5 separate regions of the Homo sapiens genome follow, and all the other regions are linked to region 1. The links are chromatin loops, found by intact Hi-C in ENCODE. Cell type or tissue: ascending aorta. All regions are shown on one strand. Region 1 has its middle 2.8 kb from the start of NTF3. Region 2 overlaps ANO2 (anoctamin 2). Region 3 overlaps ANO2 (anoctamin 2). Region 4 has its middle 27 kb from the start of KCNA6-AS1. Region 5 overlaps LOC105369617 (a long non-coding RNA gene).

Region 1 (5,000 bases):
GAGTTCCCTTTTAGAGATCCAGGAAAAAACGAAACGTTAAATGTATCGTAACAGGTTACATGTTAGTGTCTTCAGCCTTTCTTAGTGGTTCTTTTTCTTGAAATTTTTCTTTTTGATCTTTTTTCTTTCAAGATTTTCTTTACAAGGCATCAGGGCCTTTTCCTGCCTTTTTCCTCAGGAGGATCAGGTCTGAGGCGTAAACTCCTCCTCCAAACCTTAGACCCTTCCAGCTCCAGATCTCTCCCCACCCCCTACCAAGCCCACCCGCCACTCCTCCCCCCACCCCACAGCACGAACACGCCCAAGGACAATCGCTCCCCGGCGAACTCCCCGCTCCCGGGGACCCGCACCCAGGACGCTGTGTCGGCGGTCAAGGGAGGTCAAGGTAGAGGGGCGTGGGGGCGGGTGGTCCGAGGGACTAGGGAGGGGCTGTGTGTGCGCGCGCGTGTTTGCGGGAGCTTGAGTGTGGAAGGGAGAGGGAGATGGATCGCAGCCTCCCATTTCACCCATCCTCCAACTTCTAAACCCCTTCCTTCCAAACTAGGATGGGGCCCTGCAGCTAATCACTCGCCCAGCACCCACCAGTCTGCACGCGGGGACAGCGCGAGAAGCAGGAAAGGCGAGCAACAAACAAACCTGTTCGTGGCGCCCCGAAAGTAATGACGCTCACTTCCCCACCGGTGGATACATTCGAGGAGAGGATAGGGGGAGGGGGTCAAAATCTCTTATTTGGAGATAATTTTAGCTGCCCGTTAGACCTCACTTGCTCCGAGCCGTTCTCTCTAAATTTACCAAGTTAAGTCATCTTGATTTCGCCCATTTGCCATCGAGAGAAGGGGGAAAAATACCACTTAGTGATCAACGAGAAATCGAGAGCCCGGAAGCAGAGTTTTGCCCACTTGCCCGCTTCCCGAGTCCTTGCGTGGTGGACCTCCGCTCCAAGCCCCTCATCCCTTCCTCCCTGCCACTTCAGCCGCTCCTCACATCATCTCCTGCCAGGACCTTTTGACTCACGCGCGACTGGGAAGGGCAGCGAGTATCCCGTTTCCTCCCTGCCCTGTCGTTCGAGGTGTCTAATAAGCAAGCCGTTCCGCGTTTCGGTTAGGGCCCAGGTTCAAAAAATCCAAATACCTTGAAATTGCTTGAGAATTTGGTTAAACATCGGAACTGCACCCACCAGTTCAGGACCAACCGGCCGCAGAGAGTAGCTGGGGGGTTGGATGGGGAGGTGGGAAGGGAGGGGGGAGTCTGGGGGCTGCGTACTAGATAGATTGTACCTGCCTCATCATTATCCTGGCTGATGGGGGTTGCCACATCGAAAACCGCCAGAAGCGCCCACCGAGGCCCAGGGGCGTCACCTCCTGCGGTCCCTCGCAAGGGTAGGGTAGTCCTTCAGTGGCTCCCCTCGTGCCAAAATATCGACGTCTTCCTCAGGGCCAGAAGAGGCTGCCGAGTCGTTCCCTCCACCCAGCCACACAGCACCATGAAGGTTTGGATTGGGCGTGCTCTGTCGGGTTCTGCTTTTCTCCCTCTCATCTGGCCCGCCTCCCTGCCCTCCCCCACTTCCCGCACTTGCCCCCCTCCTCCAGCTTCTCGCCCTGGTCAAAGGAGGGATTCAGGCCCCAGTTTCAGATCCACTGGCAGAGTTCTTTTCTCAAGCTCCAGGTCCTCTGGGAACCTGAAGATTGCAAGGAAAGAGGTGGTTGGCTCCTGCTGCAGCAGGGAAGGGGTTAAATACATGTGCGGGCTGATCTGCAGGCAGCTCCCAGGTCCCTGGCAGTCTGGAGGGAGGAGGGGAAGGGGGGCAAACAAACTTGAAAAATCAGAAGAAAGGAAGGAGAAGAAAAGGCAGCAAGCAGTGCGTTTAGGACTTGGATTTGTTCTGCAGATGCCTTGCACTGGCTGGCCGCGTCATTTTGCCGGGACTTTCGGGGATCCCAGAGTTTGTCTTATTTCCAACTCCAAGGGGTTTTGTCCTAAGCTGGTGGGTCTGTCTTTGCTTGCAATCAACAGGCCTTGTAATATGAGAGGTGACACCTTAATCTTGCCAAATATGTGCTGTGTCTTTGTGGAGAGAGGGGAGGAGGGACTGAGGGAAGGAGGGAGGAAGAGGGAGAGACCCAGACAGGAGCAGAGGGTGAAAGATGCACTTTTTCTCAGAAGGATTGGTTTCCCAAAGGGAGAGCCTTAGCCCTTTTCTGAGTAGAAGACCTCTTTCAGACAGTCTACCTTGAGCACCGCCAACTGCCTTTTCCTTTACTGTTTTTCTTTAGACTTCAGACCTAAAGATTTCTTCCCTCTAAGACTAGGGACTGACCCCCCAGCTCGCTGTTGTGGCTTCCAAGGGAGTGGCAAGGTGCTGAATGAAGAAGGTGGGAAGAAAAAAAGAATTAGAAAGGTGTATTTTTAAGAAGACAGAATAAAAAGATCATTCTCTACTATGTAGAGCCATTTTTAAACTAGAATATTGTGACTTCTAAGTAAATCCGTGTTTCTAAATAGAGATTTTTCTTTTCTATAGAAATACCATTGGTATGGATAGCAAAAGCAAAGATCAGGACTGGAAAGTAAGCTGGCTGCGAGCTTGTGCCCTGTACATAGGCCTGGTTAAGGAAGCATCCAGGATGAGATCTTTTAGGATTCACTAGGTAGGTGCTCCTCTCCAAGTTGACTTCGTGGCCATGACTTTGGCTGCCCATCTGTCGACTGTATTTTTAGGTTGCTGAACTTTCTTCTTCTCCCTGCTGCATCTGAGAGTAAGGCCCTGACTCCTGGAAGTGATTTCTGAGAGCAGGAATCAGATCTTGTTTTTGAAAACCCCCTTTAAAACTCTCTCCTAAAGCAAATTTCCAGAGCGTGCCTTCTGGTTACCCTTATCTTTTGCAATAGCACCACTCTGTGGTTGGAACACTGAACAGAAACAAAACGGCAACGTGGGATTGAATTTTGCCTTTATCTTGTGAAAACAGCACTTATCTCCCTATGTTTGAGCTCAGTGGACTGAATGCTGGTGGTGGGGGCTCAGCGTGTGGTGAGGGAGGGGGTCTTGTGCAGTGGCAGTATGTGGTTAATTCATTGTGACATGTTGACCCAGGAAATGAGAGAAGTGGACCGAATGGCCTCCAAGGACCCTTTCCGTGTCAAAGACAAGCTTGTTTTTTTTCCCCATGATCGTGTAGCTAGCCTTGAATGTCTGTCCTCTTCCACTGCTTTTCTTTTTCTCTCTTTTGAGGTTACTAAAATAAACACCACACTTCTCACTGATCCTGAAGTATTTGCAAGTTGCATCTTCTGCTGCTGGAGGGCGCTGTGGGGAGGTCTCGCCCTACCCCCTCCATCCCCACCCCCATCCACCCAGACAGCTGCTAGAGCTGATGGAGTCTGGAAGTCTTCGTTTTTCAAACAATTAAAGTGAATGCAAAAGGTGTTTGCACAGGGACTGGGAGCTTAAGGGTCAGGAAAGGCGGCTTCATGCTACCTTTGTGCCTCCGCACTTGAAAGATTCCTGGCTGCCCACCCGTTTCTATATACTGGCAACAGCATTATTCACCAAGAGCTACAGGCTGTCAAGCCATATAGCAATTCCTCTCAGATGACCTGGAGTCACCTGTGAGACATTCTTCTTTTCTTTCAATTCGCATGCACTTGTCCACAGAAACTGAGTGGCTTGTTTATGTTTATTTAACAAGACCAGGTCTTCCCCCAAATTTCTGTCATTTTAAGAAAGCACAGCTTTGCTCTAAGGACTAGCATTGATCTCTCTACACAGAATACAGACATCAGAGATAAACTTCTATCAGCCCCTATGTCCCCCACTCTGCATTTAATAACTGAGGAAACTCAGAATAACAAAAAACAAAAACAAAAACATAATGACAGACCACGACCTAGAATTTACTGCCAGAGTAGATTTTGGTGCCTGAGAAAAGCAGGTTCCCCTCTACCTTCTCCACTCAGTAGCCATGTGCTTTTGTACAGGTTTCTTAACTTCTTAGAACCCATCTGCAATTGGTGAAGACAACACCAATCTCATAGAAGTAATATGAGGACCAAAGGAACTAATTAATTTAAAACATTCAACACAGTGCCTGGCACAATGTGAATGCCAGTCCCGATCTGCTAGTCCTTACACAGGAAACACTGTCACACCACTGGGGGAATGAGCTATCTTTAGAAAGAAGCTTGGCTCTGGAATGGCCTGTGTATTATTATTTGTATGCCACTACACATTTCATTAATGTAATTTTATGGATGTATATTTTCCCCTTTGGACAAATACAGAAATAAATCAGCAGAATGAAGTAGTGGACATATTTAGAATTTATATAGCTTCCCAACGTGGACCTCAATGTGCATGAAAGACAGAATTGAAGGATTTCAAAATCTCGTCTTATTCATTCTCTGCCTTTCACCCAGAACCACCTCATCATTTAAAAGGAAATTCCACCATATCCTTCAACTCTTAACAGATTGCCTGGTATATTATTGGTTTGTTGTTATTGCTAATTATGTTCTAGGGCTTACATTGAACAATATAATGAATTGCATTGAACAACGGTGAATCAACTTATTCTGTGACATGGCATACATATTCATAATTACGTTTCAAGAAATTACCCGTAATGATAGAGGGAAGGTATGTATTCCTACCACACAGGTGGATGTAGAAATCATAATAAAGTCTCCTATTTCACCAGTCATGACATGAATTCCTAACCACCCTATAAATTAACTTTATGCTGCACCAAACTCCACTCATAAAAAAATGACATTAAGGTTTCCTAGGTAACTAATGCATTTCCAAAGGGAATAGGTCTCAGGAGACAAAGAGGGCAGGGAAAAGGGTGGGGAGGGGAAGTGAAGAAAAGAGAAAAAAACATCCGATGAGACCCACGTGACATAAACAAAATATTTCACGGGGAAGAACCCATAAAGTTTTACTGCCGGGGTCTGACACAGATATGGCATAGCCATTAATTCCATCTTTGGATGATAAAACA
Region 2 (5,000 bases), 370 kb before region 1:
TGGGCCGCTGGAGCCTGCAGGAGGAGGCTGCTCCATGGTGGACATGGTGGACTCACTGCCCTGAAGTCACCTAATGAGCTAATTCATCAGCCTGAGAATAGAGCGTGTTCCTGGCTGGTTGCCCTGGGCTGGGATTGTGAGAGGGGCAGCGGCCAGGAGAATCGAGTCTAGAGGGAGGAATTCCAGCTTCTGCTTGGAAAGAGAAAGCCGCGTGGAGGCCAGAGTTTGGGCAGCTCACCTCCTACACAGAGATGCAGCGGCCCTCCCAGCGGACAGAGCTTGGTTGGATGTCTCTTGGAAGCAGGTGTTTGTTCCAGCTGAGGACCGTGAACCAAGGTCTTGGGTGGGGGAGCAGGGACATGCGGGGCCTGTGACCAGGTGCCTTCACCCTGTCTCCCGTCCCCTGGCTGCCTTTCATGTGGCATGGGCCACCTAGACTGTTCTCTGGGCCACCCCAAGGCTGATCATTCCATTCTTGGTGGGCTTTGATCTTTCTCTCTGGATCTCAAGTGGCCACCCACTCTGTCGCCTGTTTTCTCCAACTACTCATTTGTTTTTGTTTTTTTTAAGTACGATTAAAAAATAAAAATTCTCCCTACCAGAGAGCCCTATCTTTTCCCGCAGAGACTTCAGGTGACTCGCTGCCAGCTAAGTGGCAAATGGCTCCAATATGCACTCGGTTTTGGCCACCAAAGCAGCCTCACCTGCAGGGGAAGTATTGCCTTTGGAGCGGAGCCCTGCTCTGGGGCCTGGCGGTTCCTGAGGATGGAGAGCTCAAATCTGTCTAGACAGGGCACGGTGTACTGGAGCAGGGCCGGAGGCTGTCTACAGCTCCTCACAGATCAGATGGCCTGGAACACTCCCACGGTCCCTGGGCAAAGCCAAGTCTTGGTCAGGAGGGAGAGGAGGAAGGAGCCTCAGGAGAATGGGACGCTGGGCAGCATGTGTGTGGGGAGCCAAGGCAGATGGTGATGGTGGTTGTCATCCCAGTGGCATAAGGAACTCTCTGACCTCAAGAAACTGCTGGAAAGAGAAGTGATGGAAGGGCTGGTGGTGGGGAGCACTAGGGTCAGAAGTGGGCGAGTACCTGGAGAACTTGTAGAGAGAAATGTGGGCTGGAGCATGCAGGGAGCAGCTACTTAGACTCAGTGAGCACACCAAACTCCTCATTTTACACTCTTTTACCAAATGGTCCCAACTTGCTTTCCCTGATTCTGTCCAAGTCCTCTCCTTCCTCTTCTTCATCATGACACAACCCGAGACCTCAGTAATCCCTGACTGGCGTCACTTTCACTTCCCACTCCCCAATCTAACTGTGAGTCTTGGGGATTCTTCTTCAGCACCATTTCTCTCTTTTGCCACTTCCTCTCCATCATTCCTCCCACCTCCTGTCGGGGCCCACCTGCCTGCAGAGTCCAGCCTGTGGTTCCCTTCCTGAGCCATCACAGGCCCCACACCATGACAGTTTTGCTCCATGACTACTTACTACCATGCATGGCACCCTCCGTGTGCCTCGCGGAGAAGTTGCCCTCATATGGTCTGTGCTGGAAGAGTGACGGAGCAGGGGAATCTGGCACAGGCGGAACGTGATAATTCATGCACAGGCCTGGCCAAGGTCTTTCCCACCCGTTTCTTTGGGTTTTCAGCTCCTCATTTTTAGCGCCAAGCTTCTGTTCCTCCTCTGGAGCCCTAGTGCTCCTCCTCTGTGCCAATTGTTTGGAAGATTCTAAAACCTCTGTGTGAGCCATTGAGAGCTCATGGGGCAGGAGACCTGTTTGTATGTGGAAGGCCCCGGAACTAGCTCTCCTTCCCCTTCCGCAGGCCTTCAGGCCTCATTTTGAGTCTTGGGGTTTGAGACACCGTTCCTGGATGTTGAAAGTCCACAGAGGGGAGGCAAGACACCCTTCCCTGCACCCCTGGCCCCTGCCTCCACCCGGCTGCAGTGTCGTTCGTGCCCAGCAGGCTGCACTGTGAGACTGCTGATGGCCTCCAGCCCCGCACGGCTCTCCTCCCGATCCTGCCTCTGCTCTGGAGACCTGGGGCCTGCAGGCCTGAGTGTGTGTGTGAGCCTGTATGAGAGTGTTTGTGTGTGTTAGTGTGTGTGAGTGTGAGAATGTGTTCGTGTGAGAGTGTGTCTCTGTGTGTTGTGAGTTTGTGTGTGTGTATGTGCAAGAGTGGGTGTGTGTGTGAGTGCATGTGTGTGAGTGTAAGAGTATGAGAGTGTGTGTGTGTGCCAGAGAATATGTGTGTTTGGGAGAGTGTATATGTGAGGGTGTGTGTGAGAGTGTGAGCGTGCATGAGTGTGTGAGTGTGAGCAGGGAGTGTATGTGTATGAGCGTGTGAATGAGTGTGTGTGCATGCGTGTGTCGGTGTGAGTGTATGTGTGTGAGTGGGTATGAGTGTGTTCATGTGTGTCAGTGTGAGAGTGTGAGTGTATGTGAGAGAGTGTGTGCATGAGTGTGTATGAATGAGCGATTGTGTGACTGTGTGTGTGTGAGTGTGTGTGTGAGAGCTCTCTGGAAAGTTCCCTAGAGAGGTATCCAGCAGGAACCTCGATGAGTGAGTGCACCCCAATCCAGAAGACCTCCTGGGCACTTCCAGCCAGCAGCACTTGTGCCTTGTCAGAAACATGGCTTGTGGCTGATAATATGAGGAATGACTCCTAAGCTAGAGTGAAATGACTCTTCTAGTCCTTTAGGGAGCTGGAAGAGGGTCCTCACAGCTGGAGAAGGACATTTCTGCCTGCACTTCTCTGGTTCAATGCTCTAAAACCCAGGAGGAAAACAGCCCTTATTTTCTGGGAAAACTTGGGGACTGGAGGCCTTTTCGATTTGTACAGGTCTGACCCAATACTAGTCAGGGCCGTAATCTGTCTTTTTACTAAAGTTAATATCTGCTCCCAGGCTGATTTTCTTAGCTTGGACGTTTTGATATGAATGAGACAAAACAATAGGTCTTAAGCATCTTCTGAGTTTGATTTCTCTTCTGACTATACTCTGCTGAAACTAATGTACAAAAAGTTTATTCTAAAGCAGCTGCCACTGCCTGCCTGTGACAGCATGGGAAAGAGAGGGTTCTAGAACTGTACTCAGCTCAGAGGGATTGCAGCCTGTTGACTTGTGGGAGTTCACCAAGGGGATAATGGATGGGGAGCTTCACTGTACCAAACCAGGCCTGCAGTCTGAAGAGGGGTAATGGTCCCTACTCACTCCCACCTGTTCCTGGGGTGCTCACTTCATGAGTGAGGCTTCCTGCACTTAAAGTCAGGCCCTGGGCATGAAGCCCACCCATGTGGAAGCTCTGGAGTTCTCTTAGAAATGTGCCAGCTTAGAGCCTTGAGATATGGAACAGCTTCCACGAGGATCTGAGAGTGATCTCTATGGGGTTACCATTTCAAGAGCCCTTGGGTGGCACTGTGCCCCAACGTTGCTACACATCTCTACCAGCCCTCTCTAGCCTGACATGCCACGAATGGGATCTCCCTCCTACTGCAAGGCACAGGTCACCGTCCTTGCCAGGGTTCCCCAGCACTGCCACCAGAGACTGTGTGGTTTGATCCATCCCTCCTTGTCTCTGGGCTCTGCTTCCACCCTCCTGAACTGTGAGCCATCTGAGCACCCCCGGAGGGAGACCGAGGAAGCCATGTTCTTAGGAGGCTTCTCAGCAGGCCAGGCTGGGGAAGGACTGGCCAGGCCACAGCTGGGTTAGAGGAGGAACTGGAGAGAGAAAAACGTTGATCAATCTGTGATTACTTATTTCCTTAGCCCTGCTGCTTTCTCCTTGATTTTTCTTTGGGATTGAGAAAGGCAATTCAGCTCGACACAATACACATTCACTGATGCTTACAGTGAGCAAGTCTCTTTGCTTGGCAGTATGGGGAGGCACAACAACGATGAAGGGAGAGCTTATGGCCTTTAAGATCTAGGAGTTATGTAGGGAGACAAATGTGTGCAAGACCGGATATAGCGAGGGCTCTCAGGACTATAATAATGTTCAAACCTATCAGTATGGGATCACATTTGAAGAGTAATTGCTGCTAGAGGAATAAGACAAGACTTCCTGGAAGAGGTGGCCCTTGAATCAGAAATGTTGCTTTCTGAAGGACGACTGAGGTGAAAGAGTGTGTCTTTGTAACCAGCCTGGACTGCCCTGTATAAGGATTTATAGTTTAGCCTGATACTAATGACTGAAAATCACATTGACTCAAAGCCAGATCTTTCCTCACTGTTGACTGGGAGTGGTGAGATCAAGAACTTGGCTTGCAGACCTTGTCTGTAAGGATTCCCTGCCAACCTGGCCCAAGTCCCTTGCTCTGCCCCACGAATTAGCAGGCAATCCAGGGTTGGAAGGAAATGAGGCTGGATGCATGAAGGGAAGCTAAGGAGAGATGACACGTGGGATCAGCACCATGGCATTTGCACGGGTCTTATCATTTGATGGTTGGGTTTAGCTGGAAAACATTTTGCAGCCTGGAAGGAAATAATACCTCATAGGCCTGAAGTCTATTCTTCCTTTACCTCTGAGGGTGTGAGAGAAGGGTAGACAGAGAAAAGCAGCAACAGCTGGTTGAGGTGAGGCAGAAACAAGGATGATTATGTTCCATGCCATTACATTCTGGTCCATTTTATAGATCAGGATATAAGTCATGCTGTTAATCCCATCATGCTGTGGAAAGGCTCTGCCCCAGTCTCCTTTCTCTCATTTCCTCCATGGAGTGCCACTCTCCTCCAGTTGTACCCTTTCGGAGGGAAGGCTGTTGGTCTTGTGGTTGACCAATGGAAACAGGAGTTGGAGTACAATGCTACCAGCTCCAGTTCAAAATGCTACCAGCTCCAGTTCAAGGTAGCAGCTAATGACTGTGTTGGTCTTCTGAGGGTGGCCTCCTAGCCTCACAACAGCCTTCCAGAGATGGTGGCTCCTGTTTTAAACTTTTCATCCTCCTTCCTGTCTTATCAGCCACATGGTATGGATGGTGGATCCCAAGGCACCAAGAGGCTCCA
Region 3 (5,000 bases), 220 kb before region 1:
TGTGGTTTTATTACTGTGCTACTTGCTGTCTGGAGGCTCAGAATGGGAGCCATCATCAAGGGACATAGACACAAAGAGCTGAGACAAAGAAGCTAGCACAGAGGACAGCTAGGCTCCTGTCTTAACAACGATTGCATTAGCTAAGTGCTTTATAGTCACCTGCTTTTGATATAATCATGAAGCTGGTTAGACCTTACTTTTATGAGCCTTCCAGTTTACAAAGCTCTCTCATATGCATGCACTCATGTGATCCCACAATACCTGGGCCACTTAGGTGGGACAAGTGTTATTTCCATTTTAAAAGGAGAGAGAGGTGCTAAGAGTTCTCATACCTCTGTGTGCCTGCACTCTCTTGACCTGCTTCATAGGTTGGGTAATTTTAAATGCATGGCAATTTGGTGTGATAGATCTAACTATATTTTGCAGATAGGGCACATAAATTATTTTACAGATAAGGAAGCTGATGATCTGGGAATTTCCCAAGGTCACTCACCTAAGAAGTACCAGAGCCAAGAGTTCAGAACTTGGATGTCCTGGTTCCAAGCCTACTTCTCTTTGTACTGTCTTATATGCTGGCTATAGGATTTTTAAGCAGAGTATATTTAAATTAAGGATATTTTGCTGCAAGTCTTCGTATTGTTAATGTATCCGTGAATGGAGAGTTTTAATTGGCTTCCATTATTAGAGCCAGATTATTATAAGTAAAGACTACTTTACTCACTGTCATCTTTACTAGTGACTTTGGCAGCTTGGAAGACAGTGGTGCAATCTTTGTGTTTCTCTTGGCTTCTTATGTTGGGAGTGTCTGAATGCATGAGCACTGTGTGTGTGTTGGGAGCTGTGACTTCCAGAAAAAAGAGATCACCAATGTAAACATGAGAAGGGGTGATTTTTCAACATCCACTAGAATGTTATATCAAAATGAGCATTTTTTCTTTAAGTTGCTTTGAGAGGACATTTAATTTGGTTGCTTTTTAGTTATGTCTCATTTTTATGCAAAATAGTAATGCCACCTTCCTAATCTGGTTTAGCTTAGAAGTGCTTTTCCTTGTTTCCTTGGTGGTCTCTGAGCTCCTCCTGGGCAGAGCTGAACCTTCTCCTCAGCGTGTCCTCAGTATCTAGCACAGAGCCTGGCCCATTGGCACTGTTCAGACTGTGTCTGTTGAGTGGGACTGAACCAAGACTCCAGGGGGACTCAGGAAAAGTCCCTCCCTGGCCCCTCAAATTTCTCTTCAGAATCCCTATTGAGTGTTATCATTCGTCAGCCCATCCTCAGTTTTCCTTGTCAACAGCTTAAAGAAAAATCTTTTAAAAATACCCTTAGGTGGCTGGGTGCAGTGGCTCACACCTGTAATCCCATCATTTTGGGAGGCCAAGGCAGGCGGATCAGATCACGAGGTCAGGAGATCGAGACCATCCTGGCTAATATGGTGAAATCCCGTCTTTACTAAAAAAATACACACACACACACACACACACACACATGCACACATGCACAAACTTAGCTGGGGGCATCGTGGCATGTGCCTGTAGTCCCAGCTAGTCGGGAGGCTGAGACAGGAGAATCACTCGAACCTGGGAGGTGGAGGTTGCAGTGAGCCAAGATCATACCACTGCACTCTAGCCTGGGCAACAGAGTGAGACTCCATCCCCACCCCCCAAAAAAATACCCTTAAGGAAAACTTTAGTGTGTGAGTGAAACTAAGAATTAATACTGAAGGAAAATGAAAGAAGCTCTACTCCCTCTTGATGTTTGGCCTTATCTGGAAGAATATGAATGAGTCTTGTTCTAATCCCATCAGAAATAGGTTCATATGTTCTTATTTCTTCAGGATGGCCACAAGATGTAGTTACCTTGTTCTCATTGTGTGATGGAAAGCCTGTTGGGCTAAGAGTCTAGCAACCGGATTCTATCACTAAGTCTGTGCAAACCTGAATCTATTGCTTGTTTACATAATCTGTAAATGCAAGTGCTAATTACCAAGTGAATTCAGCTATAACACTCATTTCTACCACAATTTAGTAAGCCAACTCGACCCATCGCTCAGTTCCAGGCATGCACTGAGAATTTTCCTCTTCTCAGCTCCCTTCAGGCTCGCTCCCAAGATAACCCTCACTCCCAAACTGACCAGGGATTCTTAAACCTTTCGGTGTGTGGGTGTCATCTCTGTTTCCTTAGCCTGTGAGCTCCCCAGGAGTAGTGATCATGTCAATTTTCTTCTGTCTCCCACTGTGCGTGGCACCAAGATCAATGCACAGTGGGCCCCAGAGGGATTTTTAGAAAGAAATCTTTTAGTATAAGAATGTCCTTCACTTACAGTACAAGCTTTCAAAGGCTAGATGGCACTGTTGCTAGCACCAAATCAGGTGTGTTCTGAGTATCAGTGGTGAGGAGGGGAGAGGAGAGAGAGCAGGGGCCCTGGAGCGCTCACCGCTGAGCCCCATTCAGACACCTTGCAGAAGTACTCCTGGATTCTTGCCTTACTGGCAGGGAGTGCTCTGCCATATTCTCGGCACCTTCCCAAACACGGCTTCAGATGGTCTTCCCAGCTACCTTGTGTAGTAGGCAGGACAGCTGTATCAATTCTAATTTTATAGAACTGCAGCTCAGAGAAATCAAGTGCCTGAACTAAATTTATACAGCAGAGCTGTTTAATTAGCAGAGCTGTTTACCATTCATAGCTGTTGGCAGCCCCTCCCCTGTCCCCCACCAAATGACGGTCCTCAGAGCACGCTGAAGGAGGACTCTGGTTACTGATAACGATTGTCGCAGGATAATGGCCTGGGTGAACTGGACCCAGTCCGAGGGGAAAAGGGTAGGATTCTCAGCCAAGTTGATTGAATGGATCAGCTTAACCTGTGCCTCAAAATGTTTGGATTTGTGACGAGGGGGAGCACATAATACTACATGTAGCCTCTTTGAGGAACAAAATTGTGGGTAATTTGCACAACGATTAGGCTCTGAGATCAGTGGTTGGTATTTTATTTAGCAGATAATCTATTTATAGGATGCTGCCCTGTGGTTGGGTCGTATCTGTCATTTGTCCACTGCTTTACTATATTCACATGGTTCTCACTCAAACAAAACAAAGAAAACTGTCCTGTGTAGTAGGCAGGGCAGGTATCACTACCGTGCCCAATTTACAGATGAAAAAATAAATGTCAGAAATGTTAATAAGAGACATATCTAGGATCACACAGCTGATAAGTGGTTGAACTAGAAATTCAGCCCCGTGTGAGGCTGAAATCAAATCTTGTTTTTTCACTGTAGTTTTTCCAGGCTATGCCAACTTATCTAGAAATTACAAAATTAGAAGGGCAGTTGTTGATATGGAGAGTAAGGCATCAGTGACTAGAAATATATCTATATAGAGTGATAATGATCAATCGCATGCAAATATATGCAAATGAGAGCAAATTAATATCTGTTATTTGTGCCTCCTGATTGTCTCTACTCTCCCGTTTCTCCCCAGGATGATGAAGATAAACTGACCTGGAAGGATCGTTTCCCAGGTTACCTGATGAACTTTGCCTCCATCTTATTCATGGTAATTTCCTTGAGGGACCACTTGCCTGTGACTGCATGCATGTAGATGCTGTTATGTGACTACTGTGGGTATTATATTCTGCTATGGAAATAATGAGAGGCTGGTAAAGGGGAAGCCACAGTCCTGTGTAGAGGGGCAGGATCTTGTCTGATAGTGAGGCCATTGACCACCCATGCTAGAATTTGGAACTTCCAGGGAGTGGGTTGCGAGATGGTGCTTCTGCATGGAGACAGACCAAAAACTTGGAGAAGGAATCAGGTAAGATGGCTGCAATTGCAGCAGCCTGTTTGGGCTGTGGGGTGGCCCTCTCTGACGTTTGTGGATAGACCAGGGTCTGGAAGCCACAGGAGATAGCCAGCTTGGGCTCGGTAAGTGTGATCCTTCCGCTTTCCTGTAGTTGCTGGGTTTATTTCCTTGCGCTTTACCTTAGAGTTTGGTACAGCCCTTCTGCAAGACCCAGACGGTCTCAGCTGCGTCAGGGAAAGCTCAGGGAAAACCCTGTGATTCGTATTTGACTTAGATCAATAAAGTGGTAGCAGTTCATTCTTCGTTGCCAGCATGGGCAAGACAGCAGTATCTGAAGCTAGAGGACCTTGGGGAAGGCAAAAATCAGAGGACTAAGTTAGGGTTACTAATACCCCATATCTCTTTATGGAAATCTTCCTTACAGTATTCAAGATTGGAGGTTCTGCTTTACAAAGGAGTGTGTGTACTCACAGCTCAGAGCATTTCTAAGTAGGGCTACACATTAGTTGCAGGGTGGAAGAGGGATCACTTATTCCAAAAATTGGTCTGGAAATTGTTGTAACTCTGACTCTGGCCTGAGGTTACCACTACCATTATTTTTGCCATCGTGACCGTTAACTACAGGAATTGTGTTTTCGTCTCAGAAATTTAAAAGGTGAAGGAAACTTAGATATCACCAATTCAACTCCTCATTTTTCAGATGAAGTACAGAGTTGATGGGTGCCTTGCCAAAGTTTAGAAGTCTAAATTTGTTTTCTTCTCATTGCTTAACAAGTGCAAGCCATGTGGAATTTATTCAAGAGGATGTGGTGAGTTGCCGTGTGTTAAGCTGCAATGATAGAAAGTTTAATTTAGCACTTCAAAGCCCCCCGCAATATGCATATTATTGTTAAAGAGTTTATTCATTCATTCAATATTTAATGAGTCAAACGATGTGCTTGACACCATGCTTAGACACTGGGGATACAGCAGAAAACAAAACAAAATAATCCCTCTCTTAAAAAATTTGCAGACAATAAATGAGTAAATAAATAATAAAAAATAGGTAAAAATAAACTTCTATCTCCAGTAGTAGTAGGTTAGGATATTTGTAACATCCCATTTTGCTAAAATTTATTTTAAAAAATTGGATAAATGTATTTTTCAATCTTCTCAAAGCCTCGAAGGGCTGACAGGATAGGAAGTAATACCAGGCTAAAATCTAAA
Region 4 (5,000 bases), 570 kb after region 1:
TGGCCTGTCCCACCTAACTCTCTCTGAAGTCCCTGTGAGAAACACTGAATGATGTGGCCTCCGTAAGTCCTTTAAAAATAGACTGTGGATCCCCTGAAAAAAAAAAAAAAGTCCCTGTCTAAAAATAGCTCTCAGCATCTAGGGGAGAAAAAAAGAAACTGCAGCAAAATTCAACTGGAGCAGTGACTTTCCTGTCTCTGATGTTCCGGGTCAGCTCCAGCACTGGAGAAGGCTGCGAGGGAGACAGGGGAGGAGAGGGTCCTTCAAGGACAGAGGAAGGATCAGAATCTCAATCTGCAGCAAACACCTCTCTCCATTCCCTGACTTGTGGTCATTGGGCCCTGCCTGGTCCAAGCAGCCAGGCAGTGCTCAAGACAGCAGCACGGAGCAGCAGATCCCTGGGTTGGCAATAGGAGCCTTGAAGAGTGGCCGCAGGGATCCAGGGATGGAGAGGCCTCCCAGGCATGGGTGCACCGCCCTGCAGAGGCCCTAAGGATGTGTACTCAGTGGAAGCTGGAGTCAGGACCAGATCTGATGCTGAAAGTACCTGTGAGCCAAATAGCTCGGAATGACTAAGGGGTGAGGGAGATGCTCTCTCTTGAAGAGCCACTGCTTCTGCATTCAACAAAGGTGAAAAGGAACCCTTTTGGGAACTGTCACTCAGAAAAGTCAGAACTCCTATCCAGGACTTGAGTGCAGGAGAAGGGGAGCCCCATGGACTTCTTTGTGTAAGATCCTTTCTGTGGCTGGCAGTGAGAGAATAGCATAGAGACATGATTTTACCTGCTAAAAATGTTTTAAGGAATATGAAAAGGATGCATACATACACACACACACACACACACACACACACACACACACACACACACACGCTTTTCAATTATGAGAGACAGGGTCTGCTTATTTTGCTCATGCCAGAAAACTATCACAGTAAGCTGGAGAAAAGTCAGGCTGCAGCTTAAGAAGGAAGACTCCTGGTCCCTCTGTTTAGCTGTGATGGGGGCTCCCTCCGAACAGTGAGTTGCATGTGTTGGTCACAGGGACAAGTGAATGTTAGTAAGCTAATGAGATCATTTTTTGGAACTATACGCCAAGTCCTCAAACTAAATGTTTATAGCTAATGTTTTGTTATGATAATTTGCCATTGAGGTGTACACCCTCATGCCCACAAACACACACGTTATGGAAATTTGTTCCTCGAATTAATACCTATGCAGCCCACCATGGATTCTGCACGTCCCAACATCACCTGGGCTCATATCTTATCTCCGAAACCATTAGAAGGCCACTGTCATGCCGAGAAAGGGAACAGAGTGGTTTTTAGGGACTGAAATGCAAGTCCCTGCGGGATCACTTGTTAGAGATTAAGCTGTTTCCAAAGCTGTGGTCCTGGGAAAGAGGCTTAATGAGGGAGAAAGAGGCAGGGACGCCACGGACCGGTTAGGCGGCACGTTCCTGCTCAGCAGGCACTGTGGCTGTTATGCTGCCCTCTGTGGCGGTCAGAATATGCGTGTCCCCAGAAGACAGCAGCTGACAGGGCATGCGGCAGCACTCACAAGAGGTCATGACCCATACTTGTTTGCAAGTTCAAGGCAGGTAAAATAACCTCTCAGTCATTTTTGTCTTCTTAGCCCCAAAACCTGCTTTCCTGTCTTTTTCTCCCTTAGGAATTACTCTGCCTCCCCCACCCCAAGGGACCTCATCCTGACCTATGCCACAACATTCAGGGTTGACAGCCACCTGCAAGCTGGCCAGTCCAAACCCCAGGCATGCCTCCCCTTCTCTCCACGACGCTCCTGGGCAGGGAACATCTGGGTCCCGCCAGCCCAGCCCTCCCTTGCTGGCATTTTGCCCAGCTCCTTTCCCTCTCTCCTGAGCTTACTCTATCTGCAAAGCCAGGAGAGCGACCTGTGTTTCTTCTCATACTACAGGTCACCCGCGGCATAAACGGCTTAATGTGGATGTACTTTAAGGAAAGGGAGGAAAACCAAACAACTTAGAAAATCAACCATCCCCCCTCCCTGCCAAGCCTTGGTTCTCGACGGTGTCTGTGCACATCAAGATTGCAGCGATGTGCGGGGGCCTCGGGCACGCAGTGTTGCAGTATTTTCTGAAAGGCTTTGCTCGCTCTCTTCAGTACTTTTCCTCTTCTCACAGCCTGGAGCCTGCAGAGAAATAGCCCTGGTTCCCCCTAGTGGCAGAAGCTCATAGCGCCGACCTGGGACACTTCCCACGATCGTGGTAATTAGCCAGTAGTTTAGTTACAACCACACTCTCATTAACTAACAGCGGGAGAAGAGACTGTCCCTGTTTCCTTGGAGACCTAGCAGCGCGTGCTTCTATTGCATTGACTGTTCCTGTAAGCTCAAAAGCCCCCAGGTTGTTATCGCATAGTGTTTACTGCATTGGATGGAGACCAAGACCTGGTAACACTGTGTTCCCCGCCGGTGCTTCTCAAAGTGTGGTCCTTGACCTATGCATCAGCATCACCTGGGAGCTGGATAGAAATGCAAATTCTCAGGCCTCTTACGCCTACTGAGTCCATAACTCGGGGGTTCAGAGCCCAGGAATCTGCATTTTGACAAGTTCTCCAGCTGATTCTGATCCACAATGAAGAATGAGGACTGACCTAGACAAAGCATGCCCTGGTATTTTGTTCCTATTAATAACCAGAAACAGCTGGGCACAGTGGCTCACACCTGTTATCCCAGCACTTTGGGAGGCCGAGGCAGGCAGATCACCTGAGGTCAAGAGTTTGAGACCAGCCTGACCAACATGGAGAAACCCCATCTCTACTAAAAATATAAAATTAGCCGGGCGTGGTGGCACATGCCTGTAATCCCAGCTACTCAGGAGGCTGGAGATTCGCTTGAACCCGGGAGGCGGAGGTTGCAGTGAGCCAAGATCACGCCATTGCACTCCAGCCTGGGCGACAAGAGGGAAACTGAAAAAAAAAAAAAAAACAGAGACTTTTCCCATTAAAGAGCTAAACAAAAGGAAGTGGAAAGATACTTCTTCCTTGTTCCAAGCAATATGTACCCAATATGATTCCAATCAATAACATTTATGTATTGACTGGAATGAGAAATGCCTTCTCCCAGGTTTGTCTCTAAGGAGATTCCCCTACTCCCCCCATCGTCATCCACTTCGTCATCTAAACCCGCCTTGGAATGGAGTCACTGAAGCATCTCCAAGAGATGAAGCAGTACTTGGAAATTAAAAGCAGTGAGGACTCTGTCACCAGCAGGCGAGGTGGCCTCACAGAGCCCCCTGAGCTGGCACCGGCTGGCACAAGGTAAGCAGGACCAAAAAAGAAACCAGACACCAGGCAAGTGACTGTTGACACAGGAAATGTAAGCCTTAGCCCTGTGCTTGCACTTTTCCAGCCTAGTGCTGTGAAATGCATAAATTACTGTCAACATTGTTGAGCTCAGAAGGGCTCAGCATCACTTTGATGAGTTGACTGGTTCTAAGAGGCCAATCTCATTTTATTTTAACCAGTATTTTTTTTTTAAATGCTTGCTTATGTGGGAGATGGGGGCCGCTTTTAATATGCTTCAGACTGCGGAAAGTAGCAAGTTGGTGACAAATGACCCATAACACAGGAGGAAAAACTGAACGTACCACTGTCTATTGCAGGAGGAAACCTGGAGATCACCTAAATCAACTTCCCGCTTGCCAGAGGGGGAAACCAAGGCCCTGAGTGGAAGACTGACACCAGAGGAAAAAGGGTTGCATACAAGGTCACCTTCCATGTCTCCCCTCCTCACTCCGGGTCCAGTGATCAGGTAGGCGTTCAAAATAATTCAGCCTGATTCTTAGCCTGGTGAGATTCAAGAAAATCTGTAAGCAAGTGGTATTTAATTTGACTTGGAAAATCATTTTTCCAAAGGACACCTGATCCCTTTGCTGTGTTATATCCTGGTCCCTACAGATAATATCCCTCCACAGAGCACACTGAGCCAAAGTTCCCAGGGCGTCCAGCCTCTGCGTGGAGTTTCCAGGAACACTTCCTGCTGCTTCCTCTACGACCTCTTCCTGGAAGTTGCAGGCACCCATAAGCAAGGACTCTCTAAGATGTCCACTTGCTTTCACAGGCCAGGAGATCGGGAGCCTTTGAGGCCTCAGCTCCCCTACATCTACTTGGAATCCCCGAGCAGCCACCTTTACTTCTGCACCCAATACCTCCGGCGGAGTGGGGCAGAAGGGCAGGTGATTGCCCCTTAACTGGTCATCCAGCCACATCTGGACGGCTGGCCGCACCTCTGTCAAAGGGGAAGAGAATCCGGCAGCCCCTTAGGAAGGCAGTGCTGACTCCTAGCCCTGAGTAGGTTCACACCGCAGGCTGGGTTGGTCCTTCCCTGTGAGCTCTTCCAACAGGCATGGCTTACCCCAGGGCAGCACTGAGCGTCTAGGGAGAAATATTAAATACAAGTGGTGATGTCTCCCTCTAGTGGAGAGTAGTCAGAATGCGAATGTGGCTCTGAATCTTCAAGGAAGGCAGGAAGGGCTCTGCTGGAAGCTACAGGGCTGATGTGTGCGGCTCAAAGATTCTCATGCCTCATGACCTGAGGGCCATGTGTGTGGCCCTCAGGTCACACACACAGCTTCTAGAGGAAGCTGTGTGTGTGTTTGTTTGTTTGTTTCATCATGTCCAGCACGTGGAGGCCTTGGCCATAAAGACAATCACTCTTCATCCCATAAAGACAATCAATCACTCTTCATCTCTGACTGTAGCCTCACTGTCAGCCACAGGTGGGCTTGAAGCCAGAGCTCCTGGAGTGCTGCTCCCCTACCTTGGAAGCCTCTTTCAGCCCCGCCTCGCCGTGAACCAACCACCCTCCCTTCCCTGAAGCTTGCTTTCCTCCGTTTGCTAGGGGGTGTGGTATGCAGGTCCACCCACTGACCTCCCATCTCTAAAATGTTCTGACACACAAGGACTCCACAGAGATGACTGAATGAGTTCATGGTTCATTGTTCATCTAAGAGGCAGCCAGGAG
Region 5 (5,000 bases), 230 kb after region 1:
TGAATTATGAGACAGAATCTCCTCTTGCCATCTGCCAGGGTAGTTCAGCTGCTGAGATTCACATTTTTGCCAAACAGTTCCTACAGTCTAGGGCCTAGGGTTCTGCCCTGGTATGTTCTCTATCTGCACTGATATCCTGGGTTTACCTACAGGGAACCAAAGGTCACTCAAAGCCCTGAAAGATAACAGAATAAGTGTGTGTAAAGAAAATCACACACCATAACCATCATGTAGTGTATGCTCAGTCAACATTCACTGAGAGAGTTAAAAGGAAAACTAGAGAATCCTGTCTTTGAAAAAGTATGATCCTCTTGGGTCAGTGGCCAGGCCATATGGAACTCTACAAAGCGGAATTAATTCTACATACTAGATATACAAAGCAACCATTTATTATTACCAAATTCAACTTGTAACCTGAGATAAGGTCATCTGGATGACCCAGGTAGGGGAAAAACATAGAAGAATTACTGTCAATTCTGATGTGTATTAAAGGCAATGTTGTTTTGTTTTGTGTATACCCTGATCACTGCATAACCCACACCTCCTCAAACGGTTTGGAAAACTTCCTGATGAATTGGCCCCCACGCATCAGGACTGAAGAAAAGTTTTCTGTTAGGAGTGTTAGGAGTGTGCCTGGAAGAAAAAGAACACCCCTTGTCTATAGAGATAAATCATTTCCATCAATAAATGGACTTTGGTGGCAGATTAAAGATGGCTTCAAATTATAGGACACTCCTGCTATTGAGCAATGGCCTCTATTTCCCCTTCTCTGAGTTGAGGTGGCCTGTGGCTACTTTGACCAGTAGAGCGTGGTGGAAGTGATGCTATGCTACTTTGGGGACTGGCAGGTCCTGCCTTGGTCTTCAGGCCCTGAGCTGCCCTGTGAAAGATCCAACTACACTGCTAGAGAGACACTTTGGGGCTCAAAGAGAGGCAGAAGGACCAGGTGAGCCCAGCAGTCCAGCTGTCCCACCAAGGCCCCAGGTGAATGAGTGAAGCCGTCAGATGCTCCAGGCCAGTCCAGCTGCCAGCTGAACGCCACTGAATGACCCCAGCCAATGCCACATGGAGCAGAACAATTGACCAGCCAATTCCTGCTCAATGTCTTCACCCACAAAGGACTCATAAAGACTGGCTATAGTTTTAAATCCATTAAGTTTTAAAGTTTTCACACAGCCATAGATAACCTGAAAACCATATGTATGGTTATAAAATTGAATTAGCATGAAGTGATAAATTATGAATCTCCTACAGCCATAGGGACCATCTTTTTCTATTTTCAGAGCAGGGGATGATCTGGTGGGTTTGAGAGAGGCAGAGACAAACTGTTCTAGAAAGTTGGAGATATTGGATCACCAAAACTAAAATAAATAGCATTGAGTTCAGGCACCCAGTGAGGAAGTACTGCTCCAGGAGCAGACCTAGGTCTTGCTGTGTCCCTCTGTGACTGCAGCAGGCTCCGCCCCCCTCCACACTCCCTCGGGCTTGCAGTTCCTCCTGGCTCCCTGGAATATCAGCATCCGCAGTCCTTCTTTAAGAGGCAGCCAGCAGGAACGCCTCCCTTGCTTCTGCGCCTCCCTTGATGGGGAGGAGCCACCAAGGCTACCAGCTGCTGGCCTCCTGAGTGACAAAACCAGCAGCCATATTAGAGTGAAGAGGCCTGGTTGTGGAGGGCTGTGCGCTCAGCGTGGAATTATAGCAGTTCATTTTCTAAAGTGCCACGAGACCTGGGGATGAACCTTCCGAGAGAAGGGAAAACCACAACAGCAGTCCCCTCGTAGAGATGCAATTCATCATGGGCAGGACGGCTGGGTCTGTCAACAGGAAGGGCTCTTTTCCCTGTGACGCACAAAAGCAATCCCACGGGCTCTGTGTTGCAGCAAGAGGACCCTGAACTCCCTCAGACACCCTGGCTGTGTGCAGGGAGCCTCCGAAATCCAGAGACGGGAGGCATGCATCGCCATGTGAGCACCGAGCGGAGGCATAATGGGACTCCAGTTCCTATGCCCCCACCATATTTTCTCTCTAATTAAGAGTGGGGATAGTTTGTGGTGAGGGTAGTTTGCAGTGGGAGTGAGACCCATTTATTTTGTTTCTTGTTATTTTTTCATTGAGATGTAACTTAGAAGTAGTCTCAGGAATAAGAGGGACACTTTTGCTTCCTGGTAAACAGAGGCTAGCAGTCTACTAATAACCTGGCTAAGAGACCAGGCAAGGTAGCAGCTGCCATCCTGAACACCACTGCATCAGCTCAGCCACCTCCCAGGAGTGAGTCCAGCCAGGAGTGAGACCTTGTGACCCCACAGAGCCCACAATACCCCACAATGGAGCAGGGAGCACCAGCCGGAACTCACCCCTGCTGCCATTCCTCCTCCTACCAGCAAGCCTCTAGCGACATCTCTGAACATGGTCTCTCCCTGCTCACACTCAGCTATGCAGAGCGGGAAAAGGTACAACCTTCAGAACGTTCTGCTTAGCTACTACGCTCTAACCCGGTGGATAAAGGATAACCAGCATCCCCTGTCAGGACACAGGGAGCTGTCCTGCAGAGCTGGCTCTACATCAGATCTGATCTGAATGCACTTGTTCTAAAACGCTTCATCAAAAGATTAACTGCATGCTCTTCCTTCAGCGTTTCCTGTCCAAAACAAGCACTGGGGATTCTGAGGAACCTCTGAGGAGCACCCTGCCTTTACTTGCAGTTCTTCCAGAGGTATCTGAGTTTCCATATTGTCTTTCTTTCCCACGTCCCCTTCCCATCCCTGGGCATAAACACAGAGTTTAAGGTTTGTTATGTCTTGTGTTCAGAAAGCCTTTGATAGAGCAACACTTCAGTGCAACCCATTGCGACCCTGCCTTTCACCTAGTGGCTGTCCTCCTCCCCGCCCCCGACCCCGTGGTCTGTGCCAGGTGGAGGCAGCGCCCCCTCTAGTGGTCAGCGCCTTCGGCCTCCCTCCTCTTGCTGAACAAGGCTTCTGGGAAGAACAAGGTAAATTGTTCTGGGGTTTAACGCAGACCCCAGAATCTAAAGGAAAAAAAAAAAACCACTTTTTTTTTTTTTAACAGGAATTATATTTCTGTCCAATGCAAAGGATGCCGTGGGGTCACTCTAGCCAATGAGCTTCTGTCTCCCTTGCTCCACACCCTCACTCCCACATACTGGGCCAACACAAGCAGTGAAAGTCTAGCTAGTCATTGCCTTCTCTGGGCTTCAGTGTCTTCATTTTTCATATCAGAAAAAAATAATTCTTTCTGCTGCCATGATCCGGAATCTCTTACCCATAGGGAACGGTGTTCTATGTCCTTCTAATTCCTCATTTGTTTCTGACAGTTCCCTTTGGCCCCTTTCAGGACTGACATCAGAATAGTCCTTAGAATGTAAATCTCATTCTCTACTTACAACTCTTCTGTGACAGGGAAATTATGACACAGCAGATACTCAGCCCTTCAGAATGAGTGGAATTTGGGGAGAAAAGGTCTTCAGAGGACTGTAAGAGAGTTTTCTGGGTGCTGTACGGCAAAAATCAGACCTTGCATCCTCCCCCAGCCACCCACCCAGCTCCTAAGTTCTAACCAGGTGGGAAGAGTGACCAGAATTCCCTGCTGGGTGTGGGAGGTCATGCGCAGGCCCAGGTTTATTTGAGTTTGCTCTTAGGGGGTTTCCCACCGTCCCTAGAATAGAGCTAGTGGCTTCAGAGTGGGCTCCAGTCCTGCGCCACCAGGACCAGCTCACTGTCCAGCCTCTTGTCTCTCCACTGCCTTCATTTCCCCAGGCCCTGCCACGTGGAGCTGCAAGAATATTCTTGAGGAAGGGAGATGCTCTCTTGTCCCCTTGATTGCACATCTGTGGCTTCCCCTGCTCTTCCCCATGCTCTCTGCTGCATCTTACTGAGTACTCCAAGGGAACCATTCTCCTCCAAATCTCCCATACCTGTAGCTGGCTGAGGGCCTCTCACAGGCATGGGCAGGAGCTACCATTACTCCCCACCACTGTTGTAATGGCCTGATTACCTGTCTGTCCATCGAGGCACATATGGAAAATATCAGAGTCACAGGGCAGATAGGAGCCGTGCAGCTCACTTGGTCCCAACCCAGTCATTTCCACTGTAGAGATTCATTCATTTTCTTTCACGAACTTAACAGAGAAACCAAATATATGACTTCCTACCAAAATACTGCATGCCTCCTAATCTTCCAGCCCCCAGCCTCCTGAATGTTCAGCCTTCATTGCCAAAGAAGACCATTATTTGGGAACAAAGGTATTTTGTAGTCTTGAAGATCATGATTCAGTTCTAATCCTTCTACCCCCAGGCCTTCTGTTATTCAGACAAAATAATCTAAATTCCTTGAAATTTTCTTTTTGGAGTTATGAAAATTGGAGACATCTTATGTGGAGTTTTTAAATTCGAGATTCTTGCCTAAGAAATTCTCCTTCCCCCCATTTCTTTTCTCTTGGCATTTTCCCCCAAGAATCATCTGGAGAATATAATTGTTTCATAACTGTGAGCAATGGGGCTAGTCCTCAGGCCTGATGCTCTGGTGTGGACAGTGAGACCTACACCAGTTAGGGTGTGGATGGGGGTAAAGTGAGATCCTCTTTTCTTGGTAAGCACAGAAAAGTCTGTTAGATAAAGGAATTGGTTGACACATTCCTGGAAGCAGTCTACACCTCTTTGCACTGCCTTTTTTGATCCGACTTTCTCCAATCTTCAATTGTTAAAGGAAGGAATGAATTTTTCACTGGATCATGATAACCAGAAAATGAGTCCATCGTAGCCAGTGTTGACCCCAAACTTGGGAGTTCAGCCATAGGCGATTACTAGCAAGCTCCTGAATGTTCTATCTTTGTAGTTGCTTTGAGCTAATATAACCTCCACCTAGCTGGAGGGGCCCCCGCTTGGATAGCATTCAGCTCTCCTCTACACAGCGATACAACTAGCAAGCCAAGGGTCCCATTGAAAGCAGCAATATTAAGTCACTCACTAGAATCATCCATAGCT

Evidence for each region. Peaks named below come from ENCODE experiments on the same cell type or tissue, not always from the same donor. Only the 100,000 strongest peaks of a DNase experiment are listed, where the experiment ranks them.
Region 2: it touches region 1 in a loop (12-fold over the local background); 33 of 110 quality-filtered maps call a loop at or near these places.
Region 3: it touches region 1 in a loop (8-fold over the local background); 36 of 110 quality-filtered maps call a loop at or near these places.
Region 4: a loop joins it to region 1, with 3 times the contacts of the local background. A loop is called at or near these places in 2 of 110 quality-filtered maps.
Region 5: it touches region 1 in a loop (7-fold over the local background); 10 of 110 quality-filtered maps call a loop at or near these places.

Annotation. Positions count from the first base shown.
Region 1 is chr12:5,426,830-5,431,829 of GRCh38, reverse strand. It overlaps a transcript of NTF3 not described here. Among named protein-coding and RNA genes, the nearest start is that of NTF3, 2.8 kb to the left of the region's middle. In ascending aorta, a CTCF peak has its summit at 2,916; a DNase peak (open chromatin) is centred at 1,009; H3K4me3 peaks cover 2,207 bases; H3K27ac peaks cover 2,797 bases.
Region 2 is chr12:5,793,634-5,798,633 of GRCh38, reverse strand. The region is part of intron 10 of ANO2 (anoctamin 2); the gene reads left to right. Among named protein-coding and RNA genes, the nearest start is that of ANO2, 150 kb to the left of the region's middle. In ascending aorta, a CTCF peak has its summit at 1,942; no DNase peak of the experiment used is centred here.
Region 3 is chr12:5,646,275-5,651,274 of GRCh38, reverse strand. ANO2 (anoctamin 2) reads left to right here. Exons shown (of 25, transcript NM_001364791.2): 15 at 3,474-3,548. Among named protein-coding and RNA genes, the nearest start is that of NTF3, 220 kb to the right of the region's middle. In ascending aorta, a CTCF peak has its summit at 2,337; no DNase peak of the experiment used is centred here.
Region 4 is chr12:4,855,087-4,860,086 of GRCh38, reverse strand. No RefSeq gene overlaps it. Among named protein-coding and RNA genes, the nearest start is that of KCNA6-AS1, 27 kb to the right of the region's middle. RefSeq lists enhancers at 2,070-2,364, 1,893-2,536, 4,392-4,441, 4,452-4,501. In ascending aorta, CTCF peaks have their summits at 1,400, 2,210 (motif pointing left) and 4,448 (motif pointing left); DNase peaks (open chromatin) are centred at 2,186 and 4,426; H3K4me3 peaks cover 665 bases; H3K27ac peaks cover 70 bases.
Region 5 is chr12:5,198,630-5,203,629 of GRCh38, reverse strand. All of the region lies in intron 4 of LOC105369617 (a long non-coding RNA gene), which reads right to left. LOC105369616 (a long non-coding RNA gene) reads left to right here. Exons shown (of 3, transcript XR_931575.4): 1 at 1-1,964; 2 at 2,633-2,713. Among named protein-coding and RNA genes, the nearest start is that of LINC02443, 42 kb to the left of the region's middle. In ascending aorta, a CTCF peak has its summit at 2,924 (motif pointing left); a DNase peak (open chromatin) is centred at 2,890.